3 separate regions of the Homo sapiens genome follow, and all the other regions are linked to region 1. A link is a loop called in an ENCODE intact Hi-C map of the cell type or tissue named here. Cell type or tissue: PC-9. All regions are shown on one strand. Links, peaks and the distances in the headings refer to the core of each region. The heading gives the core; the rest is flanking DNA. Region 1 overlaps RUNX2 (RUNX family transcription factor 2). Region 2 has its middle 10 kb from the start of RUNX2-AS1. Region 3 overlaps RUNX2 (RUNX family transcription factor 2).

Region 1 (11,014 bases), core at 3,108-8,107:
AGGTATTTGAAAAGCCCTCCATTCAAGCCCTCATCCTTCAGCAACCTGTACTATTTAACAATTCTTATAGTCAAGAAGTTCTTCTTTAAATCTAACCTAATTCATTTGAAACCTATTCTTTCTCTGACCTTGCCAGAAACAAAACAGCTGGTCACCATACATAGCTTAATAACTCTCATAATTTTGAGTCTGTTATTAAGTCATTTTTCAGTCTCCTCTTCTTGAAGCTAAACGATCCCAAGTCTTTCAACTTATCCTCATAGGTTCAATTTTACAAGCCTTTAATCATCATCAATGCTCTTCGCTAAACATTCTGAAGTTTTCCATGTTGCTCTTATGTTTTGAAACCCAGATCACCTTCGGGATTGCTTCTCATTGTCCACATAAGCCAAGGCTTTACTGCATGATACATAGTCCTAAGAGAATCTACTTATATAGGTAGCCTACAGCTTTGTTTGGGTTATTTTTAGTACAAGCCCACTCCTATTGCTCTTCATCTAAGAAAACATGTTATTCGGGACCCAGAATTCTTACGGAGCCCCAGCTACAGACAAGCCATTCCCCCTCCACCTCCTCCCACTCGATTTTTCTCACCAGAGCTCTTCAAGGTCTTTCTCAACCTGCTTTCCCTACCAATTTGGGTCTTGTGGTCCTCTGCTATAAAATAAGTATCTAGCTAATCTGATTTGATTCACTTATTTAAACCAAGTTGTTCACCAAAAATGGCTTAGAATGTGTTATCCTTTGTAGATAACATCTATGAACATCCTGTCCTCGAAGCCTTAACTCGAAGAAGAATCTCAGGCACCTGGTGAGAATGATAAGAGAGTGGTTTGGGGCCAGGAGGGATGAACATGAAGAGTCCTTTTGTGCTCCTCTAATTACACCACACCAGCCTTGGGTACAATTATAAACAGCCACTTTTGGGTGTGTGAGTCCAGTCTACTTTTTTTGCAACCTCTTCCCAACCATGTAGGCATTGCTAATGCCCTCTCACCTTGCAAAATTAGATATTAGATTCTGATACTGACTGTGTTCAAGGTTTGCACACAATGTACCTTTTGCCTTGATGTCTCTTCCCCCAACTCTTCCTCAAACTGGCTTCTTCTCACCCTTTAGGTCTGTGCTCCGATGTCATCTCCCCAGACAGGCCTTCCTTGGACCACTCTTCAATAGGTTCCATCCTGTTCCCTCCCACTCCATTACTCTTTACTATGACATCAGTTCCCTTTACAGCACTTATCACAATTTGCAATTAGATGTGATTATAGAGAAATGTTTGTTTACTTGTTTCTTGCCTTTTTTCTCTACAGAATGTAGGCTCCTCAAAGGGAGGATCACGCCTGCCTGGCACCTGGCTAACAGTAAGCACTCAAAAGTAATTTTTTGAATGAATAAATGTTCCCATGCCGGAAATATTTACATTTTAAAACACATCTCTAATTGTCACCAAAAAAAAGGCTCTGTCAGCTATTTTAAAGGGAGATGGTATTTTCAGTGGTGGGACAGGGTTGGGGGAGGAACGGATCTTTCTCAGATCCATCTAGTCCCACATCATTCAGGCAGCACAGGCCCTTCACATCACAGAGGCAGCCATTAACTGGAAACAATTGTCGGTTCTATTGTCATGCTCCTTTTCCTTACAGCAATTATCCTCATTTCCAGTTATTCGCTCTCCTTTGAGCTTCAATGTGGTCATGCCATTCTGTAGCATTCCATCATTTTCCTGATGTTATTTCCCCAACTTCTGTTATCTTTCATAACAGTACCAGCATTATCTATCACAGAATATCTGGGAGATACACATCACGATGTTAGTAGTGGTAATCTTGGGAGATGCAATTATGAGTGATCTCTGTCTTCTTCTTTGTTATTATTAGTTTTTATTTTCTAGTGTGCAATTTTTTCACTTGTGCAATTTTTTAAAGTTAATTTTTTTTAAGTACTAAATTCATTTCACTGGTATTCAAAGTAAGATTCTATTGAGGTTAAGTTATACAATGTATTATTTTCATCTCACAAAATTCAGTGTTTTCAGCTGTTAAAATGAATTCAATACTCATTCAACAAACATGCCTATGTCCATGAACTGCATGCCCACTCTGTGCCAGGCCTTATAACTTTGACTTCTGTACTATTCAGCGATGCTACTGCAGCATTAAGCATGCTTCTTATGTAACACTGCTTCATCACATCAACCAAGAATCCCCTGGGCCCAACACTTACACAGACTTGACAAACGGCAACAGGATAAACAGGAAAATATCTGGAATCCTTGCCTGTCTCTATAAATCATCTGCTGACTTGCAGAGTAACATAGGACAAATGAGTTCTCAGGTGTCCATGCCTCAGTTTACCTATGTGTAAAATGCATAACGCCTCCCTCAGAGAGATGTACAGAGAATCACTGAGGTAATGTCTAAGCATTTGGAACTCCTTGGCAGAAAGGCGCTACATAATTACTAATTGGTATTTAAGCTGCCCTTCATGTGTGCCAAGTACTTTATGATCATTCCTTAGGAGTTACTCCCAGCTACTTTGTGAAGTTGCCTTCATGTCTATTTCCATTTGAAAGATGAAGAAATAGAAGTAGAGAAAAGTTTAGTGGTTTGCTTAAGGTCACAAAGATGGCAATGAGGTCTCAAAAGAAGAATTCCTGAGTCCTCCAATCCCCTTAGCCATAAGGGAATCCACCTCTTAAACACAAACTACCCTTACAGATTAATTCCCTGTTAAGCTACTCTGAAATAGCCTTCATGGTAGAAAACACATTGTCACTTGTTTTTGTAGGCTGGAGTAAACAGTGAGGGGGTGAAACAGAAACCAAAGCTCTAGAATTAGTAACCCAGACTTCACACTCACCCTTCTTTTTACACATCTATATTTCTCCTCACTTCTTGTAGAACAACCTGCATTTGGTACCTTCATCATCTCCTTGAAGGGCCCATCTTTGCCTACTAATAATTTCCTGGGCCAATCCTAAGGAGGCATAAGGCCCAGATTAATCATCCTGAGTATCCCCCGCAACCAAAATACATGCTAGCGTTTTTACCCAGATTGTATCTCATAAAATTTAACTCCAAGGAGGTAAATGAGAAGATGAGAATGCATGTTGTGGAGGGTGCATATGCATTCTGAGAGTTCACGGCAAGGCAGAAAGCACCAGCTTGCTTCAGTGTCATCTGATGTCTTCCCCACCTGCCAACTACTGCACAACCCCAGGAAGACACACACCGAGCCAGCACTGGAGTCACCCCATCCACCTTGCCCAGAGCTAGTCTCACCCCAGATCGTGGTCTCCTGGCCCTTTTAAACCATGTTCCTCTAGTCCACACATTATTTTCTTCCCTCTTCTTAATTCGTTGATTCGTTTACCCTACAAAAGACAGCTCTTGTGGTTCTGAGTCCTGTACTCTCACCAAAATGACAGAAACGTGTGGACACCAATATCTAAGGATTCCTGCTCCGGTTGCTCAGGGAGCAACAGCCACATGACCTCTGCAGAGCAAGTGTAATGGTGGAGTTCTTTAACATAAATTTGGATAAAAAGTTCCAAAGCAACTCAGTGCCTGCCCATGGCAAAAGTGTAAAATAAGGGATTTAATTTCCTCCCCGTTTGCTTTCTCCTCTGCAGGAACATTCCCTCTGACCTCCTCCCCACTCACTGACCCTAGACCTCTCCAGAGTTCTCCAGAGTGACAGGAGCTTAGAAACATTTCCCTTCCACCATCTTTCATGAATATTATCTGTCCTGTGTTCCATTTCCTTAAATACTACTCCAGCTAACCTGATAATAATGACCTGAAAGTTTCAATACAAAGGAATGACTGGAAGTGTGGATCTCAGGCACTCAAAGCAGACAGGCTTTCAGCAGAACGCCTCTCACATCACCGCATGTTGGCAGCAGCTAACACACACAACTGCTAACATTTTCAGGAATAAAAACTCTCTGAGAGTTTCACACTAACAGTTTCTCATTGAAGGAATTACTGAAGGATCTACATCAAGAAAAAAGCAAACTCAACTTAAAAGGAAGAACTAAGGTGAAAGAAGGAATGATAAGCAAATGAATCAATAAACATAATGGATAAATACAAGTATAAACATTTTTTAAACACCGATAATGACTAATCCAGGAAATATAAAACAAGGATCTACTAAAATATCAGATAACGACATTAGAAGAGAGGGGGTGAGACTGCAGTTTAAAGAATGCTAAAGTTCTTGTATGGACAGAGATCATGATTAATTTTAATAAGACAAATATACATATTAAAATGGTAAAGATAATACTAAAATAAAAGAAACACATTCAATGATAACTTGCAAACCAATAGAGTAGGAAAGCTAGCATGTATCTAGAACAACAGAAAAGGAATACTCTGAAAGGAAAACATTTGCAAAAGAGAGAGATATGGAAATACAGAACCCTAAAACTCTCACCTTTCAATAACAAAATCTTGCACTCTTAAGAGTATATCAGAACTGGAAAGCATCAGGAATGCTCATTGCTACAGTTGACCTGCAGCAAAACTGTGATGCCTGAAGTTGGCAACCACTGGCCTCAAGGCCGGCAAAGGTCCTGCCTGCTGCACACTGCCACTCACTGTTTACTTTCTAGTACCCAGGATTTCACTGACCACTCCTCCCCTATCTTCCAAAACCTACTTCCCAAAAAATGATTCTATGTCACTTGTTTTTATCTTAATAAGAATTTAAGTCTGAGTTACCTTTTCCAGGGGTGCTTGGGTTTAAGCCTTAAACCTAAATTTTAATGAAGAGTTTTGGTCTTCCAACAAATAGATTTTCACCACCAGTGTGCAGTAGCAGAGAAATTATGAGAACTGGAGCCCTTCCTTTGCTACTTACAAACACAGTCTTTTATTTTAACTGTTACATATGATCTTGAATTAATATTTTAGACCTAAATGGTTTTTATGCCTTTTCTTAATTTCCAAAATTACTTGAACAAACAAGAGCAATTAATTATTTTTTATACCTGCTTAAATAAAAACTTTAGAGATTTTATGTGAAGGCCAAAGATGTTCTTTAGTTGACATCATAAATGTATCCTATAAAAATGCTAGGTATGGACAGGTATGAATGGGAAAAGCAATACAACAAATCTTTTTTTTCCCTGCTATTTTTAAGTATGTCCTATTCACTGGTCTAGTCTTCCTTGAAGAAATTGCCATGGCACAAACAAAATAGAGGTGAACAGAATATTTCAGTGATCTATCAGGAATTATCTTTCTTGAGAACGAAAGGTCATTATTATTTAAAAAAAAAAAAAAGAGAGACAAAAAAAGGGGGGGAGGGGAACCTCTTTCTCTCAAGTCCCTGTCAAGTCCCTAACACTATTTTCAGAATGAATGATCTCTGACTTACACTAAGATACAAACTACTGACACATTTGGATCAAGCATGTATGTGTTTTTAGAACACATATCACTTGAAAACTTGCCATGCTATATTTAGTTAGAAGTAAATATATCAACTGGAACATATGCATGTGGAAACTGTGCTCTTGCTGTGAAAGCTACAGCACCTTGTTAACACAAGTCCAATACAATGAAAACGCATATTCAGAGCTGGGAAGCCAGGGAAGAGTGCAAAGGAGGGACACGAGCATGTTTTAACGGCTGTGATAATTTGCCATGAAAGGATGTTAATGCCATAGCTCCTTGCTGCAGCATGCCATGTGCTGCTGAATTAAATTACTGCCATGCAGTCTGCGAGCGAAGGAATGTGTAAACAGGCCATATATCCTTGCATCAGTTCCACAGAATGTTGCACAACACAAAATGCCTCTCGATGTGTCATTTCCTTCTTGGCTATCTTCCCAGCTCCTGACAGCCAGTCAACAAAAAAAAAGGACTGAAAGATATTTAAAACTGGTCTTCTCAAGAGCACATTCCACCAACCACCAGACATAACCTCCACCAGCGCTTCTGACCCATCCCCCCGCCCCCCTCATCCTTCTTGAAGAAAGGGAAACAGAGAACAGTGGGGTTTTCTTACTGTTATTATTCTCTTAAGTTAAAGATTTTCAACGATGTTTTATATACTGGTAGCCAAGTGATTAATATCTATGACAATCAAATTGCTGCTTGTATTTGCCAACTTGTAAATATCAAAACATGGCATTTACCCATAAATTCTATTCCTTGGGCACTTCGGAGACAGTGAAGAACCCAGGGGAAGTCTGAAAGTCAGGAAGTTAAGGGCTTCTCTACTAATGCTTTGTGCTAAGGACTAAAACCCAGGCCTGCAGCATCTGGGGCATGGCACAAAGGCTATCAAGGTTTTTTCAAATCATCCTCACAGACTGCAAGAATGTGAATGCAAGAACTGTGTCCAGAAGAATCAAATAATCTTAAAAAATACATCTGCTGTCCCTCTATCCAACATATTTTACATGTACCCTCACCTTATTTCACATGTGACCAATCTCTAAATAAGCATCTTCCTGGGCCGGGCGCGGTGGCTCACACCTATAATCCCAACATTTTGGGAAGCTGAGGCGGGTGAATCACCAGGTCAGGAGTTTGAGACCAGCCTGGCCAACATGGTGAAATCCCGTCTCCACTAAAAATACAAAAAATTAGCCAGGTGTGGTGGCACACACTTGTAATCCCAGCTACTCAGGAGGCTGAGGCAGGAGAATCGCTTGAACCCAGGAGGTGGAGGTTGCAGTGAGCCGAGATCCCGCCACTGCACTCCAGCCTGGGAGACAGAGCAAGACTCCATCTGAAATAAAATAAAATAAAATAAGCATCCTCTTTTGGTAAATAAGCAAAAGTCATGGGCTAGCCTTTGGCATAAAAAGTCTATTCCTTCACCCAACTAAGATGAAAAGTAATGGAGGATAAAAGCGAGCTGCCGCTGACATCAGCTGGAATGAGGAAGAGAAAAATGTCAACCCCTCCATTCTCTCCACCCTTCACCAGGCTGGAAAGCAGTCCCAGAACTAGGTGGAACAGCGTAAGAGAAAAATGAGATGATGTCTTGCCTACACCACCTGTTTCGTTAAGTCTGTTCACTCAAGTTTGTTAAGGTAAAACTTCTGCAATTGGACATGCCTCAAAAATACAGAGAAATAAAACTTCTCTGAACAATTACAGATTTGTTGATGAATTGGGCACAACTGAGAATAAGCAAACAGGAAAAGAAAATAGTTTAGCTGCAGGACCTAAGCCTAACAAGCTGAGTGAAGCAGGATACTAAGGCAAGCCTAGAAATACCAACAGTACCCTATACTTCCAGATAACCTCTCACTAACCTAAGCCCCAGACCCTTACTGAAGCTACACACAAAGACAAGCAGAGAAATGTTGCAGCCATGTACTCTGAGCTTGCAAGAAAGGAGCTAGATCACCGGAGGGAAAAAGGCAGAGCTTCTCCTTTTTCCCACCAGGTTGAGACAGGTGGCTGGCTGATCAGTGGTGAATGCCAGTGCCCTGGCAGGAAGTACACAATTCACAGCTTTGGTCTCTCCTTGAGAGTAAATATGGTTTACCTACCTGAGACCCGACACACAAAAATTTTTAGAAACCCACTCACATGTGTCAGGCAGTAGGTTTGCCAAGGTGCCAGCAAGCAAGAATTTCAAAGTTGGATGATACAAAGTATAAAACCTCTAATCTTGGCCAGGCGCAGTGGCTCACGCCTGTAATCCCAGCACTTTGGGAGGCCGAGGCGGGCAGATCACCTGAGGTCAGGAGGTCGATATCAGTCGGCCAACATGGCAAAATCCCGTCTCTACTAAAAATATAAAAATTAGCCAGGCATGGTGGTACACACCTGTAATCCTAGCTATTTGGGAGGCTGAGGCAGGGTAATTGCTTGAATCTGGAAGATGGAGGTTGCAGTGAGCCTAGATCAAGATCATGCCACTCCATCTCGAAAAAAAATTTTAAAAATTGAAAAAAAACCTCTAATCTTAACCATCTGAGGATTCATAAGATATTTCTGCTACAGACTTGTCATGTTGCTGGGCAAGGCTCATACTTCTTTTTGTTCAAACATCTAATGTTCTTCTCACTTGAGTAGTGATCTGCTAATACCAAGCACCACAAGGGAATACCCACCACTAATTCATCTGATATTTACCAAATCTGTTCAATTCAGAATGACACTACGATTAGACTAGTAAATTTGGAGTATTTTCTTTGAATGTCCCCTAGATTGAAAAAGCCAAGAGTCCTTTCAGAAGATGGCACCTTGAAAAGAATTATTTTTCCTGTTGTGACAATGACAACTGCCAGCTAAGCACTTATGTAAGTTGATGACATTGGTGTCATGAACCACATCCCCCAACATTCACACCATTGGTGGTTTTTTTCCCTTAAATCCAGGCTGCACCTGTGTCTTGCTTCAACCAATCAAATCTAGAGGAAGCAATTCCATGCCAGTTCTGAGCCTAATCCTTAAGAAGGCCCAACATCCTTGGGTGCAGTGGCTCACACCTATAATTCCAGCTGCTCAGGAGGCCAAAGCAGGAGGATCACTTGAGGCCAGGAGTTCAAGACCAGCCTAGGAAACATAGTGAGACCCCATCTCTACAAAAAATGTAAACATTAGCCAGGTATAGTGGCACTTACTTGTAGTCCCAGCTACTCAGGAGGCTGAGGTGAGAGGATGGATCACTTGAGCCCAGGAGTTTGAGGTTGGAGTTAGCTATGATCATGGCACTGTACTCCAGCCTGGATGACAGGGCAAGACCTCATCTCAAAAAAAAAAAAAAAAAAAAAAAAAAAAGCAAGGCCTGAGAACTCTCACTTTTGTACCTTAGGGAGCCCTGAGCTGCCGCCATGTGAGAAGTCAGACTCAGCGGGAAAGACCACATGGAGAGGCCACGTGGAGAGGAAGAGGATCCAGGATTATATGGAAAGAGATGCAGTGGGGCCTGCTGTTGCATCATTCCAGCTGAGCCCAACCATGCAGCCATCCCACCAAGGCATCAGACACATAAATGAAGCATGTGGGATGTTCCAGCACCAGCCACTATCTGATTGCAGCTACATGATAGACCCCAAGCCTGACAAATAGAAAAACCATCCAGATGAACCCCAATCAACCCACAGAATCATAAGAAATAATAAACTGGATGTTATATTCGAGGGTAGTTTATTATTTAGTAATAGACAACTAAAAAATACAGCAAGAGAATTTAAAGTATCCTATGTAAGCTTATTTACTTTTTCCATCCTCTGCACAACAAATAATACCTTCTCCCATCAGTCCTCTTCCCTAACTCTGAACCACTTCTATAGAATATGATGTTGCTAACCAAGTTTTCACATTCCTGTAGAAATTATTTAAATCAGACTGGAGGTGGAACCAAGTCCACAGATGGAACAAGGGATCCTAATAGAAACCGATGTTTCAAAGAGCTAGGTATCTAAATGCATTACTATTGCTGCTGCTGCTACACCACTTCTCCGGCTGACAGTTGTTCTTCAGAGCTAGCTTGCCAACAGAAGGTCAAAATGCCTTGCCTAAACACAAGACTTACAAATTTGGGATCTTAAGTATGATGTCATGTCTTAAAATGATAAGCTGGCAAAGAAAATAAATGGCATTTTGTAAAGATGTGTACCATTTTCATGTTTACGCTACTTAAGATGAAGGTTCTAATAAGTCATCGGCTATGTTCCTTTAAAGGGAAGTTTTATAACCGAGATGAATCACAACTGCAAAAGATCAAAGTTAAAAAACATCAATGATGCCATAGGGTACTTTTTAATCTTGTAATGAGTGATGATCATGTGCTCTTATGAAGTTAGTCCAACTGCCAACGCCAGATGTGTATATTAAGAAAAGAAGTTGTTTGTGATGTGACAGCACTGGTTCAGCTGCCAGAGACAGAAAACATAGAAGGATGAAACCTTTTGGATTTTTGAGTGAAAAGCAAGTCTTGGCAGATGTGTTGATAGGCAAGGCCTCACAGTGGGGTACTAGTGCCATAGCATCTGCTCTTGGACTTTGCTGCAAACAAATTAAATTTATCATCAGTTCTGCACAGCTTTCCCTGAGGAGCATGAATATCTGCTCAGGCATAATTTATAATACTTATTAGTGTCATTTACTAATGAGCAAAAATTAGTAAAGTCATCTGCAGGGGGAAAAAAGTAATATACTAGAGAACAGAATCTATAGATGTTATCTGTTTCCTAGAGGCATACCATAAGCAAAACTCTACAGCCAACGTCTGACACTAAAGAAAATTGATGTAATAATAGCTGACACTTAATGAACACTTACTACATGACAGTCACTGTGCTACCCATTTTACATACATTACAATATTTAACATTCTTGCAGCAACTGATGAGGAAGGTATTATCATTCTCACATAAAAGATGAGAAAACCAAGGCAAAGAGAAGTTAGGTAACTTGCCTGCCTCCATACAGTTAATAAATGATGGAGTTGGGATTTCGATCCAAGCAGTCCGACATAAAGACCCAACCAGTTAACCCAGAATTTGTCCTTGTTCAAACAGCTGAGCTACCAGAAGCAGGCTTTTCAATATATATTCAGATCTTTAGAGGAAGGAGTGAAATTCCAACAACAGGAACCGATAGTACAAAATCCTCAACTTCAAGCCACTATAAGTGATAAACAGAAGTATACTACTTTTATGACTAATAACCACTAATTAAGGAATTATAATTTGGGGGAGAGGAGGCTAAACAATTGCATATAAATTGTTCCACTCCCCCTGCCCCAACACTGCCCCAGGAAAGCCTTTTACTAAAGCCCTTCTCTGTTAAGGATCAATAAAATAAGCCACTTTGAATAAGCAAGGGTTGACAAACTACAACTTGGCCCACCAATTATTTTTATAAGTAAAATTTTAGTGGAATACAGATCGAGTATCCTTAATCTGAAAATCCGAAATGCTCCAAAATCTGAAAGTTTTGAGCACCAATATGATGCCACAAGTAGAAAATTCCACACATAAGTACATAACACAAACTTTGTTTCTTCCACGAAATTATTTACATATTGT
Region 2 (11,014 bases), core at 2,423-7,422, 140 kb before region 1:
TATTCCACCCGCAGCCCCCGACCCTGATCCCCTGCATTGCCTAACAGTGCCTTATACATGGTAGGCATCAATAAATATTTATTGACTTGAATTACCTCTACGTTTAACTTTGTGATAAGGGAGTAAATGAGTGAGATAGTTTTTGTGGGGGCGTTAGGTGAGTCTGGGAGTCTGTTTGAGTGAGAGTAGGTGTGTTTATTAGTGATTTAGTGAGGGGAAGGGGGATGACTGCACATGGATATAAACATTTCTGTAATTACTGAGACGGCTTTAACTGACCCAAGACTTCACAGGAACATAAATCTCTGCCTAGCAGACAGAAGTGCTGTTATTTAAAAAAAAACAAAAACAAAAAACAAAAAAAACCCTTATTCAACCCTCAAATGAATCAGATTTTGAAACTGATCTTCCGAAGATAAGTTCGTGTGAGGAGAAAATGAGATGCATGTTTTCCATCTTTGCCCTTTTTTGCCTTTGTTTATCAAAAATATCAACTAGAAGAGAACTTTTTTGCACTTCAGAAAACAACTAAAATCAACCCCTGCTTTTCTGTGGGGGCTCCACTCATCTCCTCTGTGAATAACACCAAGTACAGATAAAGCTCTTTGAGACAAGCACGGGTATCCAAGACTCTACTTCAGAAACCTAAAATTAAAAACAAATCTAAACAGTGGATATTAACTGTTTTATATATATACATACTTTTTTTTTACATAAAGGAAAGAAAAAATAAAAACACCAAGTGTTTTGCCTGGCTTGTGCATTTGTGATGACTCACTTCAACAAAATTCTAGGGGAGAAAACTCACCTCACTTCTACCTCTAGGAAATTCCCTTTTCATGGGAATGAAAATCTCAACTTCCATGCTCTCAGATCTGGGGACCCATGGTGTGGGGAAGTGGGTCTGTCACCCCACCTTGAAGCTGCAAGCCCTAAGGCAGGCCAGTGCTTTCTTTCTAACCAGATCATATTTTTCGATCTGAACAATTTTATGATGGGGGCTTAAGCAACTTCCTACATTCCTGTTGTTGCTCTTAATTTCTTCTACTTGGACTGAAACCCCTACAGGGAAGCTGTAAAGAAAATAGAATAAATAAAGAAGGAAGAAAATGTTTCTCTTCTCTTTCCTCCCTAAACCCCCCTCATAAACATCCTACCCCAGGTCACAAAATGTATGGTGAGCGTTAAGCCTTGGCAGTATTTTGACACGGTGCGCAGTCCTTTTCTCCTCCCTTTTCCTTTGAGGTTCATCTTGCAGCCCAGGGCTCTGTTCCCCTGCCAACTTGGTGGGAGTGTTTAGTGACTGGAAGGCTGTGGCCTGCTCTCCCCAGAACTTCACACTTCATTTTTCCATATCCCTAGGAGCAGCAGCAAATATTTCACCAGCCTGGTTTGCCGGCTACTGCCATAAATCAGACTTAGGCCTCAAAAAAATATCCAGGCCTGTCAAGGCATTAAGCTTTTATTTTCTGACTCGATCCAGTGGTAAATGAGAGCTTGTATTTTCCTCTAAAACTGTAAAGGGATTTTTAAGGATTGTCGCTGGATGGCTGCCAGCTACGAAAGATACAATACAGAGTGTAACTGGTTAGGAGAGATTTGAAAAAGTCTTAAGTATGAAAAATGTCTTTTCTTAAAGGTTTTTCAGTGAAATGGGAAACAGGGCTTAAATTTCATAAAGACTTTAAAAAAAAAAAGACCCAAACTATTCATGAGAAAAGCATTAGGAAATGGAAGAGTCGTGCTCTTTGAGAAATATGAGTTATACTTGTTCTGCGTGCTCTCTGCCACTGGCCCCCTTTCTTCCTCTCTCTTTCTCAGTGTACATAGATACTTGGGCCGGTTCATTAGTCAGTTCCTGCCATCATTACTGACGATATGACAGCAAGAACAAACAGACTGGACAGTTTTATGTGCTGTATATTAATTGCTTCATAATTTAGGCCTGCAAACAGGACAGTGAGGCAAGTCTACTTGGAAAACCCCCTGCTTAATATTCTAAGCAAGCTTGCAAGGTGCAAATCATGCCTATGAGATCACTTCTGAATATTTCCCCTGGATGAGTAATCAAATCTTAAACTCCAAATGCTGAAAGCCAAAGCCTTCTTGCAGTTGGAAGAGAGATGGAGTTAAAATAGGTAGGTATTGCACCAAAACACCATGTCCAGGAAATCTGGAAAAAGGTGCAAGAAACCAGGCTAAGATCAGGTACTAGGTGTAGAAAAACAGTCTGCTTAGATTTTGTGATGTGTCATGTTTCATTGAGGTACACATTTAATTTCAGTAAAATATAATTAAGTGAGAGTAAACATAATCTTTCCTCTGCCCAGTCCAGTCCAGGTTATTGCATACACTTGCAGCCTGGTGTCACAAGGAGGTGTGGGAAGTGGGGGACGAAATAACTAAGGAAATAGTGAACCTCTATTTACAAAGGTTTCAAGGTAGCATTTAAATCAGGATGAGACCAATCAAGACAGTAGCAGTGCCATTTAGGCAAGGTGATCTGATTCTGCACTCAAGAGAGCTGGGGATGAGGTAAGTGGGAGTGATGGGAACACAACACCAATGGGATGTGGGAAGAGGAGACCAAAAATGAGTAGAAAGGAGTATCATTATAAGGAGGGTAGGGGGAGGAATAGACTGCCACAGCTGACTTTGCAAGGACGCCATAGACCATCCACCCTATTGGTGAAGTTATTTATGTAAACCTCTCACACTCCAACCTCAAGATGATTATTTGTGTTAAATCTTGGGTGTTCTCAAGGCGGGGCATTGTTTTCCTGTGTGTTGCTCTTTCTTCTTGAAGGAGTTCAGAAGAACCTGAAACCAGACTTTCTGGCCTAACATAGTTTGAGCAATGGTTTGAATGTTGGTATAATCCCAGAATGGATCCTCTTCTGAAGTCCATTCCAGCTGATCTCTCTCCACTACTCCCAACCTTTCAGTGGCACATGGAGCCGAGCTATGGGTGTCTGAAGCCTCTCCAGGAGCACGCCTCACCTCCAGCCTCCCACTCAATGATCTATCACACCCTTCCATTAGCTCTTTAACTTGCCAAGGTTTCTCTTGCCTCTGGTCTTTTCCTTCGTCCTGTGACATCACCCCCAAAAGTCTGCAAACGGTGGTCCATGGACCAAATCTAGCCTACCACCTGTTTTTGTATGGTCCACAAGCTAAGAATTGGTTTTTTTTTAATATAAAATTGAAAGAAGAATACTTTGTGACATGAAAAACTTATAGGAAATTTAAATTTCAATGCCCATAAGTTTTATTGGAACACAGCCATGCTCACTCGTTTACATATTGCCTCTGGCTGCTTTCACAGTATGACAGCACAGTAGAGTAGTTGTAACAGAGATAATAGGACCTGCAAATATTAACTATCTGGCTATTTACAGAAGGTTTGCCAACACCCTGTTGTCCCTCTCCTGATCAACCCCATCACATTGAGCCTGACTGACCCCTCGTCTTCCTTGACATCACCTTTCGGACTCACTCCCAGGCTAGCTGCTCCTGCCTTGCACACACTACACTTCATGCATAGTGAATATTTTGTACACTGAACTCATTTCAAAATGGTTTTCATTCAAACTACAAACTGGCTAAAACTACTGGATGAAAACATAGTAAAAGTCATCAATCAATCATAAAAAATACCCTAATTGAAATCTGGAATAATAAATCTAGAAATGTTCATAGGGGTTATCCATAAGGAGTAGTATGGGTGAGTTTAACATACTTTTGATTATCGATATTTTATAAATTTTCATAATGTGTATTTTCTAGATTCTCTCTATAATGTACATGTTCTAAATTTGCTATACATTCATAATGTGTAAATATTATATAAATATTATTTTTAATGGAACTTTTACAAAAATGTGTATTGAGCACCTTTTTCATGCAAGGCACTGAGCTAAGCACCATGGAAGATACACACATTTTGCCTGTTTGGGTTGAGTATTCAAGAAAGCAACTATTATTTGCTGAGGAAATGTGTTTAGGTATTATCAGATAATATATATGTGTCTATGTATATGAGCCCCTAGTTTATTCCCTCTTCCCAGGGTTATCCACTTACTTACTGTAAGTCCTTGAATATGTCTATATCATTTTTAAAAATGGAGTATACATGTTTTACTTTACATTGAAGGTATTCTGCTATAATATCATCCTTTCATTTTTACACACTTTAAAATAGTTTGTTTGTTAATTTCCCAAAAACGTTTGGGGGATCTTCTGTGAGGTCAATTCCCAGGTATGTTGTGGGTTTAGCTGTCATTGTGAGTGGTATTTCATGTTCTATCATCATTTCTCAATGGTAACTGCTGGTGGATAACGAATCTTGAACCAGGCAATCTTGCTGGGGAAGGGAAAATATAAATAACACAATGAAGGAGACTCTTACTGATCTGTGTTGCAAACTCTGGAGTTGGGTCTGCACCTGTGGTCTAAGAGGCTGGGGTAGGGTGTGGCAGGGTGAGAGTGGGGGTGGGGGGCCTCTCCATCTGTCACTGATGGTGTGTTCCACGCTTTTCATAACTGAGACTTCTGCAGGCCTGCTACGTGTGCACCTGGCATGTCCTGACACCACACCACTGCCCCACTGACTATCCAGCACACAGGCACTGCCCACGAAGTAAGCTATCATTTCCTTAAAAATCCCTAAACTTCCTCATATCTTTCTACAGAGTCTCACTGAGGCTCTAAGCCCATAATCTCTCCTGTAAATATATTGGCAGGAAGCAGCCCTGGCTCTGTCCTCTCTCTCCTTAAGTGGCATTTGTGCCCTCCAAGCTATCCTGGTAGGTTTAAGATGGCCTCCAGGATCTGGCAGATGGTATTGGATGGAATTCATTATTCTAGGGCACACCTATTGGTTCAATAACATCTGAAGAACTGTGGAATGATCTGAGCATCAAAGGTTTCGGGTCTTGGCTTGTCCCTCTTATCACCACCACCATCATCTCTGCTAAGTCATTCCATTGTTATCATAACTTCTTAGCTCCCCAGTGATTTACTAACTATGCCATTTTGCAGGTATAAAATGAGCTGGACAATATATACTCTTTGTCCACATCCATGGAGTGCTGGGAATAAGTTTTTGAGAGCCTTGTCAAAAGACTCTAGGTAGTCAAATCCTCCTTAGCTAATGTTTGTGCAGGAATAAGAAATGCTAACTCTTACTAGCTGGGTTCAACTTTTTCCCCACTGACTTGCCTTCTAAATGCAGTGAGTCATCCAATACCTTCAATAACTACAGCAGTGGCTCTCGATCACCTGGGAGCTTAGAGCACATACCTACACGTGGACCCCACCCCAGAGAAACTGAATCAGAATTTCCCTATCTATCTGCTGTGCCAAGAGTGTCATGTTCTGCTCTCTGAGACCAAGTAGAACACTTGGGTGGGGGTGAAGGAGCGGGGTGGAGAACCTGTCCTCTGACCCCACCTTTCTCTAACCACATCTAAGTGAAAAACCACAAAACCAAGTAAACAGGCAACTGAGGGTTGATACAGTGATTGAAAAGGGGCGGGGGTGTGGGGTAATGAGGATGGATAAAGACAAGAGACCACATCACATTAACAGAGTCTTTCTCAAATTCAGACCTCACACTCCATGGTGGAAGGGATCTTCGGGTGCCAGGGTCAAGTTGCTGACACTGCCCTGGGAAGGACTGTACCCTGCCAGTGTCCAGGCTGGAGGGGCTGAGCTCAGCTAACTAGAGGCTTCAGCACCCTTTCCTCCCTGCACCCTCCAGGGGGCCCTCCCGCCCCTCCCTGGTGGCCCCCCCAGCCTCGCACACGCTCTTCATTATCACCACCGTTGCCTGTGCTTCTCGGGTGTTCCACCCATCTCTGGTCTCCGCCCTGAGTGAGGGGATTAACTTCCTGCAATGCCACAGCTGCAGCAGGCTGTTTCTGCAACGGGCAGCAGGGGGGCCACATGGCCCAGGAGGATGTGTATCCAACAACTAAGGGTGCTGAATACTCATTCTGGGGGAACTTGGGGTGGGAGAGTTTGCTCTCTGGGGCATTTCTGAGAAAGGGGGAAATTGGCATTTGGAGGCCTTGTCTGACACCTTCACCATAGTTACCAAAAAACAGAAAGAACGTTGCTGCCATCTCCATTATCCTCCTGAAGTGGCTTCTCTTTCCCCATGCGGTTCCTCTTTGCTTCCTCCCCATAATAAGAAATGCCTTTTATTGAATGCTGGCCATGTACCAAGTGCATTCATGTGCTCTCTTCAGTAATATTCTGTTTGTAGATGAAGAAACTGGGGCCGACGGAAACGAGACTCAGCTTGTTAGTAAAGTCAGAGGTGGTGCTCAAAGGGCCTGACCATCATTAACCAAATCCATCAGAACTCAGAGCCATGTGGGCAATTCTGATGGGAGCAGCATAAGCAAGAGTTGGGAGCACCCACAGGCTTTGGATCAAACAGTTACTTAGCTCTTCAGTTTCCAACCTCATCTGTAAAAGAGGACAACAGCACCTACTTCATAGGGTTGTTTGAGGAAATAACACAGGAGGGACATTTAAGACCAAGTCAGGTGTAGCATGGGAGCTTCATAAAGTAGCCATTTTATTATTAATCTCATTGTTAGTTTTAGAAATATAACTGCCAAACATTTACTCACTCATTCAGTAAATATTGATAGAGGGCCCTGTACCCATCACTAAGGTACATCTGTGAACCAAAAATCAAGCGTTACTATCAGTTGATGGGTTCATTCTCACCCCAGTTGGAAAGCCCACTGTGGAAAGCAGGTCACCATTGGAAGGTTGCCTGGAAATTCTGGGATTGTCAGAGGACAAGGACGAGTGTTTTGAGATGAAGTGGCCACCTCTCTTCCAGCATCCTTGAATACTGGAACCAAGGCTCAGGATGGTCTGTCCCATGAACAGGAGGGTTGTGGGGAGGAGAAGAGACCAATCCTTATTAAGCACCTTCAGGTAAGATTCCTGAAACTCCTGATACAGCAAATGCTTGTAGGAGGCACTTGAGATGCTCTCAGAGGCCATGAAGTCAAAGCATTCAATAGCACAGACTGACACGTAAGAGAAGATATAGTCCTGTGCTGAAGAACTCCAGGTCTGGAGTCAAATTTCTTCGCTTCCCATTGTCTACACCCCTAGCTAGCTTGGGTGCTCTGAGCAAGTGGTTTATTCTCTCAGACTTGATGTCCTCAGCTAGAAAACAAATGGAAATGATAGAATCACTGGTCTCATAAAATCTGGAGGTGTCAATGGGAGGATATGTAAAAAGAGACTCAACAAATTTTACCCATTACTATGATCTGTCAGTCTTTCTTACTACTCCAAGAAGAAAGTCTGGGTGTGCTGGTGAGTCCAACACTTTCTAATCTTCCCTTTAACAGGAAAGGAGCAATCCTCAGGCCCACAGCCTTCTACAGGTAAGATAACCTCGTTAGGACTTCATGACATTGCTTTATTTTCATGGTGTGCGGGGGGGAGACAGGATGATTGTCTTCTAATTATGGCAAGTGATACTGGTTTTTTTCTGATAATGATAGAAAGCTTCCTTTTAAAATAAACATTTCAATAAAAACAAATCAACTTCAATACAAATGTTAAAGAAATAATAGAGCAGGTGGATACAGCAAACATCTTAACTGTGGCATCCAAATGACTGAAGTTTGGGAAACAATGACAGAACAGCCCCCATGCCACTGCTTTTGGCCTCCAGTTAGAGATGAGAGGCTCCAAAAGCCATGCTTTGAGCCTCATTCTAACTATCTCTAACATCACTGTCCTTTCCTAATATGTCCCATCAACAGAAATATGCCTTTGCTTCCAAGCCACTCCAAAGAGACCACTGCACTTCAGCCATTTCCTCCTTCGTGTACCAGTGCTGTACATTTCACCCCCTGCACTCCAGGCTGAGGGATATGGCCCAGTCCCCTGACAGGATCAAGTTGCTTCTTGAGTCTTCTTAGAAACACAACTATACCCTGTTTCTAGGTGTGGTCTACTTTTGCACATAGCTAACCCCACTCACAGGGTATCAATTCCAACTACTTCCTTCCTCAGGCAGCAATTTTGGCACCTTTTTTGTACCCACTCATGTTCCAACCACACACCCGAGATGAATGAGCATCTCATCAAGTTGGGGAGGCCAAAGCCACTGAAGGATTCTGTTTCTACTGTAGCTCTCATTACTGTTTCTCACATTAGAGCACATGTCACTCTGGGAATGCATCGCTGGATTAAAGAGTATTCTTTCACATAGTCATAATTATGGGTCCTAGAAGTCAGTGAACTAGGGAGTCCAGGGGATATGGATGAGAATAAAAGATGAGAATCATAGAATTTAGATGTACAAGTTCCCTAAAACTACACAGTCCCACTCTTCTGCTTTACCCATGAGGGGAATGAAGCTGGGAGAGGTTAGTTGACCTGCCCAAGGTCACATGCATCCCAGTCAGAAAACTACCATGTTCCCCTTTGGGCTTCTGAACCCAATTTGACCCTGGACCTCACTAAAAATTCTCTCCATGTCTTCTTTCTTCAATGGATAATTTAAAATAGAAATAATAATAAATATAACACCTCATTGTATATGTGTAGCACCTTTCTTCCAATAAGTGGTGTTCTTTCAGCTTGCCCACCCATGCTGCACAGAACGGAAGTGTTTCCACTATGGACTCTGGTGTTGGTTATTGACTGGAGCCCAACTTCTAGCCCACACACATACCACTATCAAAGATATAGCTCAGAGTACAGGCCCATGTCTGTTATTATTAACTACTCAAGGGGTAGTGTTTAAAAACAAAAGACCCTCCCCAACATAATACACATGAAAAATATGTTTAGAAAGCTTAAATCTTAACTATTTTAAAAATTAACTATTTTTGTTTTAATTGGATAGTTATTTGATTCTCCATGGAAGAACAGGCTCTTTTGTGTTGTTAGTAATAGGTTGTACTAATATTGATAGTAGAATAGTGGCAGCAGTAATAGTAACAATCATCATTTATTAAATGTCTACATGGAAGGCATTTATATCCAGTCTTTTATTTAATCCTCACAAAAATCTTAATGATATGTGTTTTTTCACCTTACTGAGGAAATAAATGAAAGTTCAGAGACATAATTTACCCAATATGCAAAAAAGTGAGGTCTTACCTTTTTGACAATAGAGTAGACATGATTTTAAGAAAAATCCCTCACTATACTAGGAAAAATATAAAAAAAATTTTAAATGTATGACAGATCTATCTAGAAAGTAATTCCTTGGGCCCCATGAATGATCAGAATGCCCAAATCCAGAGTCATCATCAAGTGATGGAGTCAGCATTTCCTGCACATGAGAGAAAAAAATCTGAAGCTCAAGGTGAGTGAAATATCAGAATGGAGACCCACAAATAAGCCAATATCATGGAAAGGCAACACTCCATTGACGGAGCTAAAAAAACATCTATCCCACAGAACAAGGTGGAGATACATGACTGGCTTGGTCTTGACTCTGAGTAGAAAAAAAAAAAAAAAACAAAGAAAGAAAAAGAAAAAGTTCCCCCTCCCTATTTCTAACTACAGATGTGTAGGTTTATAACTTTGGGCCTGAATATACACAACAAATGTGGCTAAAATAAAACTCTACAAAGTTAAATTGATTCCAAGTTGGTGATAAATGGAGCCTCAAAGAATTACTACATATTATTAAGTTACAAAGAAAATGAGCTCTGTAGAAAAAAAATCAGTAATAAAAAGTAAATAAACAACTCTGAGTGAAAGTCAGCAGAAACAATAAACTCTACAATCAGACCTTCAAAGACCACAGATACTGGAATTATTCAAATATAGAATATACAATTAGTATGTTTAATAGGTTTATAAATATGAGAGGAGATTGAAACTATGTGAAAGGTAAAAGAGACTATCAAAATTAGCCACATTTGAAAAGTACCAAACAGAAATTTAGAAATTAAAAATGTAATAAATGAAATAATTTAAATAAATAGGGTAAACATTAAAATCAATGAACTTTAATACTGAAGAGATTACACAGAATCTAGTAGTAAAAAAAGCAATGAGAAATGTGAAAAATGGTGAGAAAATGTAAAGAATAATTTGAGAATGTTTTATAGGAAGCAATAAAGAGAATGGGGAGAAGCAATATTAAAAGAGATAATAGCTAAGAATTGTCCAGAGTTAATGAAAGACACCAGTGCACAAATTGAGAAAGCCTAGAGAATACCGAAGAAATCCCTGCCTAGATATACCATAGTGAAGCTGCAGAACAACAAAGACAAAGAGACCTTAAAAGCAATCAGAGAGAACAGGTAGATTGTCTGAAAAAGAATGATCAGGTCATAGCTGAGCTCTCAAGACCAGCAGGGAAAATTGAATGACTTCAGATCAACCAACTAATGTCAAATAGCTATCTAGAATTCTAAACAAAGAAAGCTATCTTTCCTTTAAAAAAAAAAAAAAAGAGGGATGGTCAAAGAAACACAATTTCAAACTATCACAAATTGAGAGACTTTATTAACAGAATATTGTCATTGTAGAAACATCTAAAGGACATTCATTTTAGAAAGAAATCATCCCAGAAGGTAGATCTGCATTGCAAGTGAGTCAATGACAAAGATAAAAGTAAACATGTGGATAAATCTAAACAAACACTTATATGTACCAAACAACAATGTCTAATTTATGAATCTTTAAAAATCAAGAGATAATTAAAATCTGGATAACTTCATGTAAAATTTAGAGATGAATACTTAGATTTCAAGAGTTCTTTGTTTCTTGTATTGTTCAGAAAAAGCTTATATTAATTAGCTTTCAATTAAATTATGTTAAAGTTGCATATTAAAATTTTTAGGGTGGAATAGAGGGGAAAAATGGAATTCAGAGTTGAGTGAATAAAACCAATCAATCCAAAACAAGGAAGCAAAGGAGAAAAAAAAAACATATAGAAAAAAAGGTAAATATTACTATAAAGTACAAAATAAGATGGTAGAAATGAATCTAAACAGTTTGGCTATTA
Region 3 (11,014 bases), core at 4,059-9,058, 61 kb before region 1:
CCTATGTAAAACAAAACAGCCTCTCAGTATGAAATGCAGAAGGAATAACCAGAACTAACTCAACACCATCAACATTATGCTTTTAATCCCGCATCAGCCTTCGTTATCCCCACTGTGCCTTACTCATCCTTTCCCGTACCTTTAATTAATGTTTGCCTGAAGGCGACGGTGATCCCAGGCAAGGGAAATGATAACTAAAATTCTATACTCTATACAATTCCCCAATACATACTATGTGATTCGTAAAAATGATAACAGGAGTCATAATGAAAAGTGGTAACATGGTTTTCCAAAAAACCTTGCAATTCTCCCTCCACCCCTCTTCTTTCCCTACTCACCCCCATGGGAGTCCATCTGCTGCAGAAAATGTGAGGCACTAGGACCAGAGAGCCCTTTCCTGCTATTTGCTTGAGAAACAAAGCCTTCCCTCCTCCCAAGTTGAAAGAAATAAAGGAGTCTGAACTAATCAAAACCCGCAAGCCTGCTGGTGGAGCTTCAGCTTGTCAGTGATGCAACTCAGCGGAGTGAGTAACGGCTTCGAGCTTTGCAGAAAATGAGAGAGGGAGAGAAACAGAGACAGAAACACAAAGAGAAAGAAAGAAAGGCATTAACCTGGCCAGGAGTCAAACAGGTGCAGGGGCCCGAACGCTGAGAAGAGTATCTGGCAAACGTGGGATCCAATGGGGTGTGTGCCTCTGTGGACGTACGTCATTGAGTGGGGACAATGTTTGCAGTTCATATGTCAGGGTGGACCAAGAGGTTTCTTTTCTTATTCATGGGACTCATATAGTCAGCTAAGGGCCTTTAACTTTTCTCTACTTGTCAGTTTGGAGTTTTTGTGAACACTTTCTGGCTCTCTGTGATGAATTCTCCAGGATAGAGGGGCAGCCAGGTCATCTGTCACACACACTCTCCCCATGGGCCACACATTTCTGTGGTGCCTTTGGAACAGAGGAATTGTGAGCACTGGGCTGCCGGGCTGCAAGTGACAGCAGCATGCATTATGTTTCACAGAAAGTCTGCCTCCTTCTTGAGTTAGCCACTCAGAGGCCACGCATTGTCTTTTAAGATTCTTCCAGGCCTCACAGCACTTCAAATGACTAGTTTCTGACAAAGATCCTAAGTTTGCAGGTGCTCTCTCTTGGAACTGACTAGCTTGGACTCCTGGGACTTATAAGCCTTTAGGAATGGAGGGCTGTGCCATCAATCTTGTTTATAGGCAGATGTTACGAAAAGAAAGGAACACAAGCAGAGGAAATCCTGGCATAATACCCTCAGGAAAAGGCCCTAGTTATGAGACAGTGCCCACCAAATGGGATACAATTCAGCAGGACACTAACTGGGCGGCATTAAATACCATGTTAAAAGTATGCCATCTCTAGCGGATTTTCAGTCTCTTGACTTAAAATGTTCCAGTGTTTGATAACCCCATAATTCAGAAGATTTAATTTGCCAGTTGTCATTCCCTTGCCCACATGCCTCTAATAGAGAGTCACTGTGAGCATGGATGAGACAGGCTCAGCCCATCCCACTCCCCCCGACCCCTGTGCAGGGATGGATTTTTAGTTAAAGCACGGTCTTTACCTGAAATGCGCCTAGGCACATCGGTGATGGCAGGAAGCCCAGTGCCCCGTGTGGAAGACAGCGGGGTGGTAGAGTGGATGGACGGGGACGTCATCTGGCTCAGGTAGGAGGGGTAAGACTGGTCATAGGACCACGGCGGGGAAGACTGTGCCTGCCTGGGGTCTGGGAAAAAGAAAAAGAAAAATCTTTAGTATAGCAACCATTGCAGCCTTAGAAACATGCAACCCAAAACTCAGAAAGGAAAAAGCAGAAAAACAGGGAGAGAAAAAAAAATGGCTTATATATATATAATATATAAGGAATGGCTATTTATCTCTTATAACCCCATCCTTTCAGGCCTTAAATAGCACAAAGCGTTCTAGACTTTGAGTCTCAATGAAAGCAACAAAATGGATGATGCATAAAGACTATTTGTCTCTCTCTTCCAAATATTTCAATTTCGAAAGTCTAATAGTCATTTAGAAAACAATCTGCTTTGGTTATCTTTACAAAGTGGAATTATATTTATTTTCTGTATCTCTAAAATTCCTCCAGTGAACATGGATAACTTTTTCTAAGTTAGAATATTTTCTGAACAATTAACTTGGTTAAAGACTATGTAGACTGTGCCTTTCGCTGCTGCATATCCAGCTACTTACTATCTTTCAGACATGCTTTTTGGTTTTAAAGTGCATGATTCCATGATTTCATCTCAGGGCACTTTCTTTTCAGGCAGGTCAATGGAATGGCCCTTTCTAGCATGGGGTGAAGGGAATAAGGGCAGGAATGAGAATGGAGGGGCAGCACGTAAGATGAACAGGAAGGAGGGAAGCCAGTTACGTTACTCTCATGCTAAAGCTAAAACAGAAAATAACCCGGAAGAAAAAGACAAAAATTTAATTTCAAAGTCAACTACCATTAAGAACTGAAAAGTTTCATCACCAGCCAGTTTCAATGTTAAGCACCATAGTTTCTGACAGTAAGAAAATGCCCCAAAACAGGAGAACGGGGAAATGTTTTTAATCCTACTGGAATCTGTTTAGAAGAAGTCACATGTCTGGAATTTGGCCTAGTGTTACCTACAGTCATTGTAATAATAAAACTAATGGGCAGTCAGCTGTTTAGGTTTAATTGCTGAACATTAACAATATTTTTTGATGTATCTCTAGGAGTTTCTTGGAGGTACAAACTCAAGGCCACATAGATTTATTAAAAGACCTTCTGCTTATATACAGAAAAAAAGGTAAATGTGCTGTATGTTTCCAAAGCAAAAAAAGTATGTATTTCAAACTCTTTTGCTCTTACTTGAGGGCTAATCAAACAAAATCATAACCAAATTTCTCTTAACACGTTTTTATGCTAATTTTTAAATTATGTTAATTTTTAAAATTCTAATAGACCAGGCTGTTCACAAGATAGCTTGGTATCTTAGAATATGCACGGACTTTGGAATGTTCAGAATTAGGTCCAAGTTCTGAGACTTCTTCTTTCTGTGTAACCTTGGCTTAATTACTCAGTCACTCTGAGCCTCAGTTTCCTCATCTGTAAAAGGTGAGGAAGGAGGGGCAGCAATAATACCTGAATCATAAGGATATGAAAATTACAGGAGAAAACGATTAAGAGAAAACTAGCACAAAATAGACTTAATAGGCATTAATTATTTTATATACATATATATATTAAAAAAAAAACTCTGGGTGACATAGGGTAAGTTCCATGTTTCAAACATATCTGAACTGGAGTTAATACACTTGGAATAGGTTTCAAATTATCCCTACACATCACCTATTATTCTTTGAAAATAAAAACTATTAATATACTTGAACAGTTAATTCAGGTTTATCTCTAAAAGTAAAAATGAGTATAATAAGATGCGGATTTTTAGATCATTCCTCCGTTAAAACCTCTCAGTTTTTCTATACAGTCACAGCAGTTTAGTTCAGCTATTTCTTGTTTATTTGTTCAATTCAGAAACAATTTATTTAAAGATTGTTTAAATAGGACATACTTCCTTGAGTCAAAATAATTAAACACACCTGGATATTTATCGGATGTTTACTGACATTGACATATACAGAAAAATGTCATCCAATTCAATTTTAAAGAACATTTACCTGAGTTTGCAATTTGAATAAAAAAGCAGTACTATAAGTGGTTAACAAACTTTTCCTTCAGAAATCTAAAGGATAATTGATCATTAAAGTAACGGGCTTCTGTGCCTTAAAATTCTCAAGGCCGAGATTGTAGAGATTGGCAACATTTCAAATCTGAGTGACTGGTCCTTGTTATATATCTGATATTGACATACTTCCTTGCCTTACACCATTAATGTAATTCAGTATTCAGAGAAACGGTAAATGATCTTCAGATGGAAAAAGATTCATTCCTTACAGCACAGGAAAGCAGTCTCGCAAGGGCAAGTCCTTCTCTCAAGCAACATTTTCAAAAGACAAAGAGGTTGAGAACCACATAGCTAAATAAGTTGGGTACACAGGACTCAAATTTGGATTTGAGTTCTCATCTAACTTCCCCAGATGACTTCCTGAGCAAGCAGTTTAACCTATACCATTCCTCTCCTGCAACAAGTCATCCGTCTAGGGCCCCCTGCCTAAAAACAAGAACAAATACAAAGAAATGTAAAAAATGACGAAAAGGAATTAGGGTACTCAACCTGGATGTAAGATACAGTTCTCCTTGTGCAGAAAGGCGGCTCAGTACAGTGGGAAACAAGTGGGCTTTCTAGTGAGAGGATCTGAGTTGGCGTGCCAGCTCCGCTATTGATAAGCTGTATGACCTCATCTGGGTTAGCTAACTCTGAATCTCAGTTTCCTCATCTGGAAAATGAGGCAGCATAATACAGAAAAGTGAATATAGTAAAGTGGTCACACATCCTGGCTGTGCAGACAAACCTAGGCTTCAGTTAAACCTCCCTGCTGTGCTGAGCATATCACTTAAACTTTTAGGCCTTGGTGGCTCATCTATAAAATGGGAATAATGATACTTATTAGGGTTTTTGTGAGGATTACATGAACTAGGCCATGTCTAATATGGTACCTGGCACTCTTAGCACATATTAAGTATATAATAAATACAAGAGCTATCTATATAATGAATACAATAATAAATACTCTCATTTTTGGAAAATGAGATAATGCAAGTAAAAGCATTTTGATAACTATAAAGTACTACAGAAAAACTATTTTGACTCTCTTTAGGAGCTCACATGGTGAAGGCCCTGCCTGAGCCTTGTGACCTGGGCTGTGTTTCTCAATGTTACTGAGCTTTAATTTCCTCATCTGCAAAATGGAGATGATAATACTATCTCAAAGAGTTGAATCCTCAGACTGAAGATTAAATAATATATGGTAAATGGAAAATCATCATTATTAAAAATAAATATTAAAATATGACTCTATGCTATCTAGGGTAGCTGGGTTTGTCTCATGTTGTTATTCTTAAAGACTTCCAAGATCAGATTCAGCATAACTAAGTATAATGCCTTGCACATAGTACTCAATAAACAACTATTGAATGAACCTTTCAGGGTGGCTTGAGTGAATAATAAAATATTAAAATTAAGTCATAATTAGTAATTCTCTAATTTCTCTTTAAGCTACCAAAGAGGTTTATATCGTGAGGTTTTAGGTTTTACATCCTGACTGCCAGAATATATACTAGAAAAGTCTGTTAAAGGATAGTTTTGCTTTTAGTGGAGGCCTTTCCAAATATCCAAGATTAGGAAAAGTAAGTTCTCAAGATCCCTAAACAAGTCAGAAGATCTATCTTTGTCTTTTTGTCTCTCAGAGGATAGGCTAGAGTCAAGCCAGTCTCTTTCAAGGTCACTGTCCTAAGAGTCTATGAGAATGACTTAAAGAAAGAGTTACTAAAGAAAAATAAAATAGGCCGGGAGCAGTGGCTCACACCTGTAATCCCACCACTTTGGAAGGCCAAGGCAGGCAGATCACCTGAGGCTGGGAGCTCAAGACCAGCCTGACCAACATGGAGAAAGCCTGTCTCTACTAAAAACACAAAATTAGCTGGGCGTGGTGGCACATGCCTGTAATCCCAGCTACTCAGGAGGCTGAGGCAGGAGAATCTCTTGAACCCAAGAGGCGGAGGTTGCGGTGAGCCGAGATCACGCCATTGCACTCCAGCCCGGGCAACAAGAGCAAAACTGCATCTCAAAAAAAAAAAAAAAAAAAAAAAAAGGAAATATAAGAACTGCCATATGGGGTTATGGGGTTCACTAGATCTAGCATAAAAAACAATTTTAAAGAGGATAGCAACCTTTTAAACAAAAGCCATGGTCTCCAAACACCCCCATGCCTTCTCTAATACCTTGTGAATGAGTGATTACCAATCCAAGCTCCACCATTTCCAGACTGTGTGATTGGACAAATTACGTATCTAAGATTAAAGTTTCCTCATCTATAAAATGGGAGTAAATAAGAATATCTCCTTCATAAAGTTGTCTGATGATTAAATGAGATAATATAATATAGAGTTTAGCATATGGAAAGAACCTGATAAATGTTTCCCACAGTTAAAGACTCTATCTTACTGAACCTTCATTTTATATTTGTTTCTAGCCCTTGACCTCTTTTTCTGGCAGAGTACAATTTTTAGGAGAGCTTCCTGTACCGTGTAGTTCACAATTTGGAGCATATATGTCCGTGTTAGTCACGTTGATATCCTTTTACAATGGCTTAACCTTAATCATGTTCTTTCTTAAGTTTTGGTTTCTTCCCAGAGAAATCCTAATTTTTTAAGTGTATTTTCAAATACTGTACACTTTAACCTTTTCAATCTTTTAGTGGGGAAAAAAATGGCTGTAAAATGTCTTCACTTCCTAAATGCGCAATCACCAAGAAAATATAATCCTGTCATAAATACATGATTACAACATATTTGCTTTTTATGGACAATTATTAGTGCTTATAGTAGAGGAAAGTCACCTTAACCTGATCTCATAAACAATTTCTGAACTCAACTTCCTGAAGAAACCTGAGACTTCTGAGATTTACTCTCAAATTGGATGAGTCAGAACAGGTGATAGATGTTTTTCAGGCATCATCAGTCAATCCTAAAGTTACTAATAGGAAAGATACAAGGCCTAGCTCTGAGACAAACCTACTAATTAACGACAAACAAGAAACTGTCTTTATCTCAGCCTCAGGTCCCACAGAGCAAGGATAATCCATCCGTCACCCTGCCTCACCCAGAGTTATATTGGATGGTGTGTCTTTTCAAATCTACAGAAACATGGAGGGAAGAACCATGTCCTAACACTCCAGCATAAACACAAATATCCTTGACTTTTAATCATGGCCTTAAGGTGACACCCTGGCTGACTGCAGTTATAGGTCAGCCAGAGTGTCACCTCAAAGCCATGAACTACCTACAAGTTTTCGGGGGCTAAATCAATGCTATGTCACAGAAAGTTTCCAAAAAAAAAAAAAGGAAAGAAAACTGTTGCCAGGCACGGTGGCTCAGGCCTGGAATCTCAGTACTTTGGAAGGCCAAGTTGGGTGGATCACTTGAGCCCAGGAGTTGGAGACCAGCCTGGGTAACAGGCTTTTGTAGAGACGGTGAAACCCCACCTCTACAAAAAAATACAAAAATTATCCGGGTGCAGTGAAACATGCCTGTGGTCCCAGCTACTCTAGAGGCTGAGGAGGGAGGATCATTTGAGCCTGGGAGGCACTGAGTCACGCCACTGTACTCCAGCCTGGGCGACAGAGCGAGACTTTGTCTCAACAACAACAACAACAAAACTGTTGTTGAACTTTAAATATTTTTATGTTTTTTTAAAAACTATAATTCATTCTTTTTATATGGCAATCTTCAGAAACAGTATCAATATTATTTTAATTACTATATTAGAGAAATTCAACAAATTGACATGTTTTTATATGGATATGATATATGAACAACCCTCTGGTGTTGGGTTTTTATGCACTCACTCTTGAGTGCTTGGGAAATCTGAGGCACTACGTATCACTAAAGATGACTCCACTCTTATTTCTCCACCAACTTCTCTCCTGCCACCTAAAATAGGGGGTCTTAGAGGGAAGTGGTAATCAAATCTGACCTGTAACATAAACTTGAGAGAGAAAATCAGGTCTTTCCTATCTGATGGGTCTGCTGTACTCACAGACAGGATGTGATTGATCAAAATGACTACATGCGAGAGAAGAGAACAAAGCAGAGGACCAGGGCTGCTCCTGCGGGCCCTGAGGATGAACCCAGGAAGAAAGGGGTCCCCAGGGCCGAGAAAGCACACTAAGAACCACCACCAGGAATAAAGGGAAGGCTATTTATTGGACCCCTCAGATCTGCAACAACACATTTTCAGAAGCAATCATGGTTTCCTCCGTGAGAGTAGACCAAATCTAGCTATTAAGAGTTCAGGTTAATTTCTCTTTTTCTGTCTAAGGTAGAAGCCACTGAAAGCCGTAAAAAGGAACCAGTCATCTGTCATAAGGAATCCCTTCAGCATGTGTTTCAACCGAGGCAAAGTCTGTCACAAGCATGGAATTGTGTTTTTAAAAACGCTCTAAAGATGGAAAGGAACCATGGAGCACCAATGTCAGAATCGATTTTATAAGTTCTCCTTCTAGGGTGGTGTTCCTTCAGCTTAGACTTCTTGGAGAGTGGTTGCATCTGCTTTCCATCCTATAAACCACAAAACATAAAAGCACAGAAGGCAAAACCGTACCCAGGGGGTGCTCAAAAATGCTAGTTGGGAGAGGGGTGGTTCCTCTGTCTCAAGTTGCCTTTCATCAGGCAAAAATGGAGACAACCCTTTATGTAAACCTGTGGAGATGAGGAAAGCAAACAGTCTTTTTTGAGCAGGACCACAGCTTCTGAAGTACAATCACTGGTATGGGGAACAAAAAGGGGGTGGCTATGCACTTCCTACAGTGATATAGAAGAGTCATGAGCTCTAGGAGTCTCCATACTTTCAAATGACTAAAAAGCCAAATTTCGCATCTGCATAATTGAACCCTAAACACTTGGAGTTATATTGAGAAGGGAGGAAGGCAGAAAAGAAAAAAAAAAAAAAAAGGCATCCCAGGAAAATGAACTGACTCCGGGAAAACATATCCAATTCTCTTCTGAATGAGTAAGTTTGAGTGGGGGCAGCAGAGCAGGCAGAGAGCTTTCTGAAAGCCCAAAGGTATGCTGGAAACAAGGCAGCTGCTATTAGCAAGGCTCCTTTTGTAAACACTTTGGTTAAACATGTGTGGGTGTGAAGGAGGATCTGCTTTCCTAGGAATTGCTCACAACAAGGCACACCAGGGACAGGGTGCTGAACTTGATGCAGACGGGAGGAAACAAGTCAATGGGAGCAAAGCCTGAACCCGCATACAAAAGGCTATTTCCTGTTCCTGCGGCCAGCAGGCTTCTGTGTAACAGGACACCATGGCAGCCAGTGATTCTGCCAAAGCTGTCTGCAGGGAGTACCTGCCGTATTGGGGCAACAAGGTATAATCAAAGATCCCCACAATCCCACCCCTTATTCTCCACCCATTTTCCCCCTAAACAGTACTCAAATCAGGCTGTGTAAACCTCAAATATTTCTTGAGAAAACTGGGGTGTCAAAAATGATATACAGAGTCTACTGGCTTAGAACTATGCCTCTTAATTGCTACCAGGGTCAATCATCCTAACACAGAGGAGCAGATTTGCCATTTCCTATCTTAAACTATTTCTGTCATATTACTGTCATTCATAATACAGACATACTCACACTTATACATATACACATTCATACATACAGAGATTCCCATTTCAAAACAATCTACACTAAATATGAAATGTTAAATTCTATGTCTTTTCTAATAACCCTGTCAGCAAGACTGGAATTTTAGAATGAGCTTTCTTCACTCATTTCTGGTTCTCTTGACTAACAGGAAACTGTTTACAAACAAATGGCCTCCTCCAAGCATAGGAAGAGCCCTAGACTGGAGGCTCTGGCACTAACTGTGCAGGCTTGGACGAATAATTTATGGCCTCTGAGTCTCACTGTTTTCACCTGTAACATGGGAATGGGTGGGTTATCTCTAAGATGTTTTCCAGATACAAAATGCTATGATGCTAACCACTCAGAAGAGTGAGCTCCCAACCCTCAGTCCTTTCTGGAGACTGTAACTGCATCAGAAATGACTGAAGCCATGCAGAGCTGACTTGGGGTGGCTATGAAAGGTAGCTGACAATGCAGCGCCTCCCATCACAGAGCATCTGGCTCATGTCTGCTGAGAAGCCCCAAGAGCAAGGTGCGGACCCCCCTTGTCCCCACCAAGGGCCTTCTCCAACTGATCTGGTGGCTACCAGAATCATCCAGCAGGAGACAGACCCGAGTGACAGAGTCTAAAAATGAAATCTGAGAAAAAAAAGCAGCAAACTGGTTAAAACTGGAGGCTATGTAGGGTACACCAGGCATGACCATAGGTTATATTACAACACAAACAATGGGAGAAGAGAGAATTAGTAAACTTAGAAGACAATAAGCAGAGAAGAGAATGAAAAACGATATGTATGGCCTAAGATATCATATCCTGTAATAAAATGTTAAAAGAAAAACCAGAAGGAAGTTGCATTGTTAAGACAAGGTGATGAGAAGCACTCTTATGTATCACCAACTTTTGCTAGATAGGGATCATAACTGTCTTACAGAAAAGGACAGGCATTTCTTGTTTTAAAAAAATCTAATAGAAGAAGAAAGAGGCTATACCACATGTCATACCTGTCCTGGCCTCTCAGCCTTGGCATATCCTGAATCTCAACGGCAAAGCTAGAAGAGGGAGAGAAATGAGATACAAAAGGGTGGGACAAGAACTTGAAATGCCACTGAGATGTGATGCTGGCAAGGGAGAGTGGCCCTTAGTTCGAATCATAGTATTGAACTGGGTGTGGTAAATTCAGGTTCAAATCAGGCTGATGTCAACATCCAGGAAATCAGATATGGGCAGTCGGGGTATTACAGAAGGTCCCCAGGCATGGTGATACCTGATGTCACATGGATGATTATATCCATCGTTCTAGTAATTGTCTCTCATTCATTCATTCAAAAAAATATGTATCAGGTATCTACTCTGGTATTGTGTAGGCACTTGGAATATTAATGTTGAATAAAAATAGACCTAATCCCTGGTGCTATGGAGTTTTATGACCTAATCCCTGGTCCCATGGAGTTTTACAGTTGGGTAGGAGAGACAGGCATTAATCAAATAATCATATAACTATGGTAAATGCTGAAAAAGAGATGTTCATGGTACCATAAAATGGGAACTCCAACCACATTGAGCATCAGGGAAAGCTTCTCTAAGGTAGTAAAGATCAAGCCAAGACCTGAATGACAAGCATAAGTCTAGAAGATGAGTAAGGGAGGTTAAGAGGGCTTTAGGCCCGTGTCCAGTTCCTGGGAAGAAGGCAATATCATTTTTTT

Evidence for each region. Hi-C counts contacts between places; a loop is a spot of excess contacts. Peaks named below come from ENCODE experiments on the same cell type or tissue, not always from the same donor. Only the 100,000 strongest peaks of a DNase experiment are listed, where the experiment ranks them.
Region 2: a loop joins it to region 1, with 3.0 times the contacts of the local background. A loop is called at or near these places in 3 of 110 quality-filtered maps.
Region 3: it touches region 1 in a loop (6-fold over the local background); 6 of 110 quality-filtered maps call a loop at or near these places.

Annotation. Positions count from the first base shown.
Region 1 is chr6:45,440,782-45,451,795 of GRCh38, reverse strand. All of the region lies in intron 5 of RUNX2 (RUNX family transcription factor 2), which reads right to left. Among named protein-coding and RNA genes, the nearest start is that of SUPT3H, 68 kb to the right of the region's middle. RefSeq lists an enhancer at 5,347-5,848. In PC-9, for the core only: no CTCF peak of the experiment used is centred there; a DNase peak (open chromatin) is centred at 5,825; H3K27ac peaks cover 2,616 bases.
Region 2 is chr6:45,581,330-45,592,343 of GRCh38, reverse strand. No RefSeq gene overlaps it. Among named protein-coding and RNA genes, the nearest start is that of RUNX2-AS1, 10 kb to the right of the region's middle. In PC-9, for the core only: no CTCF peak of the experiment used is centred there; DNase peaks (open chromatin) are centred at 4,923 and 5,323; H3K27ac peaks cover 2,439 bases.
Region 3 is chr6:45,502,978-45,513,991 of GRCh38, reverse strand. RUNX2 (RUNX family transcription factor 2) reads right to left here. Exons shown (of 9, transcript NM_001024630.4): 7 at 1,585-1,746. Among named protein-coding and RNA genes, the nearest start is that of RUNX2-AS1, 68 kb to the left of the region's middle. RefSeq lists an enhancer at 8,746-9,040. In PC-9, for the core only: no CTCF peak of the experiment used is centred there; a DNase peak (open chromatin) is centred at 6,541; H3K27ac peaks cover 3,367 bases.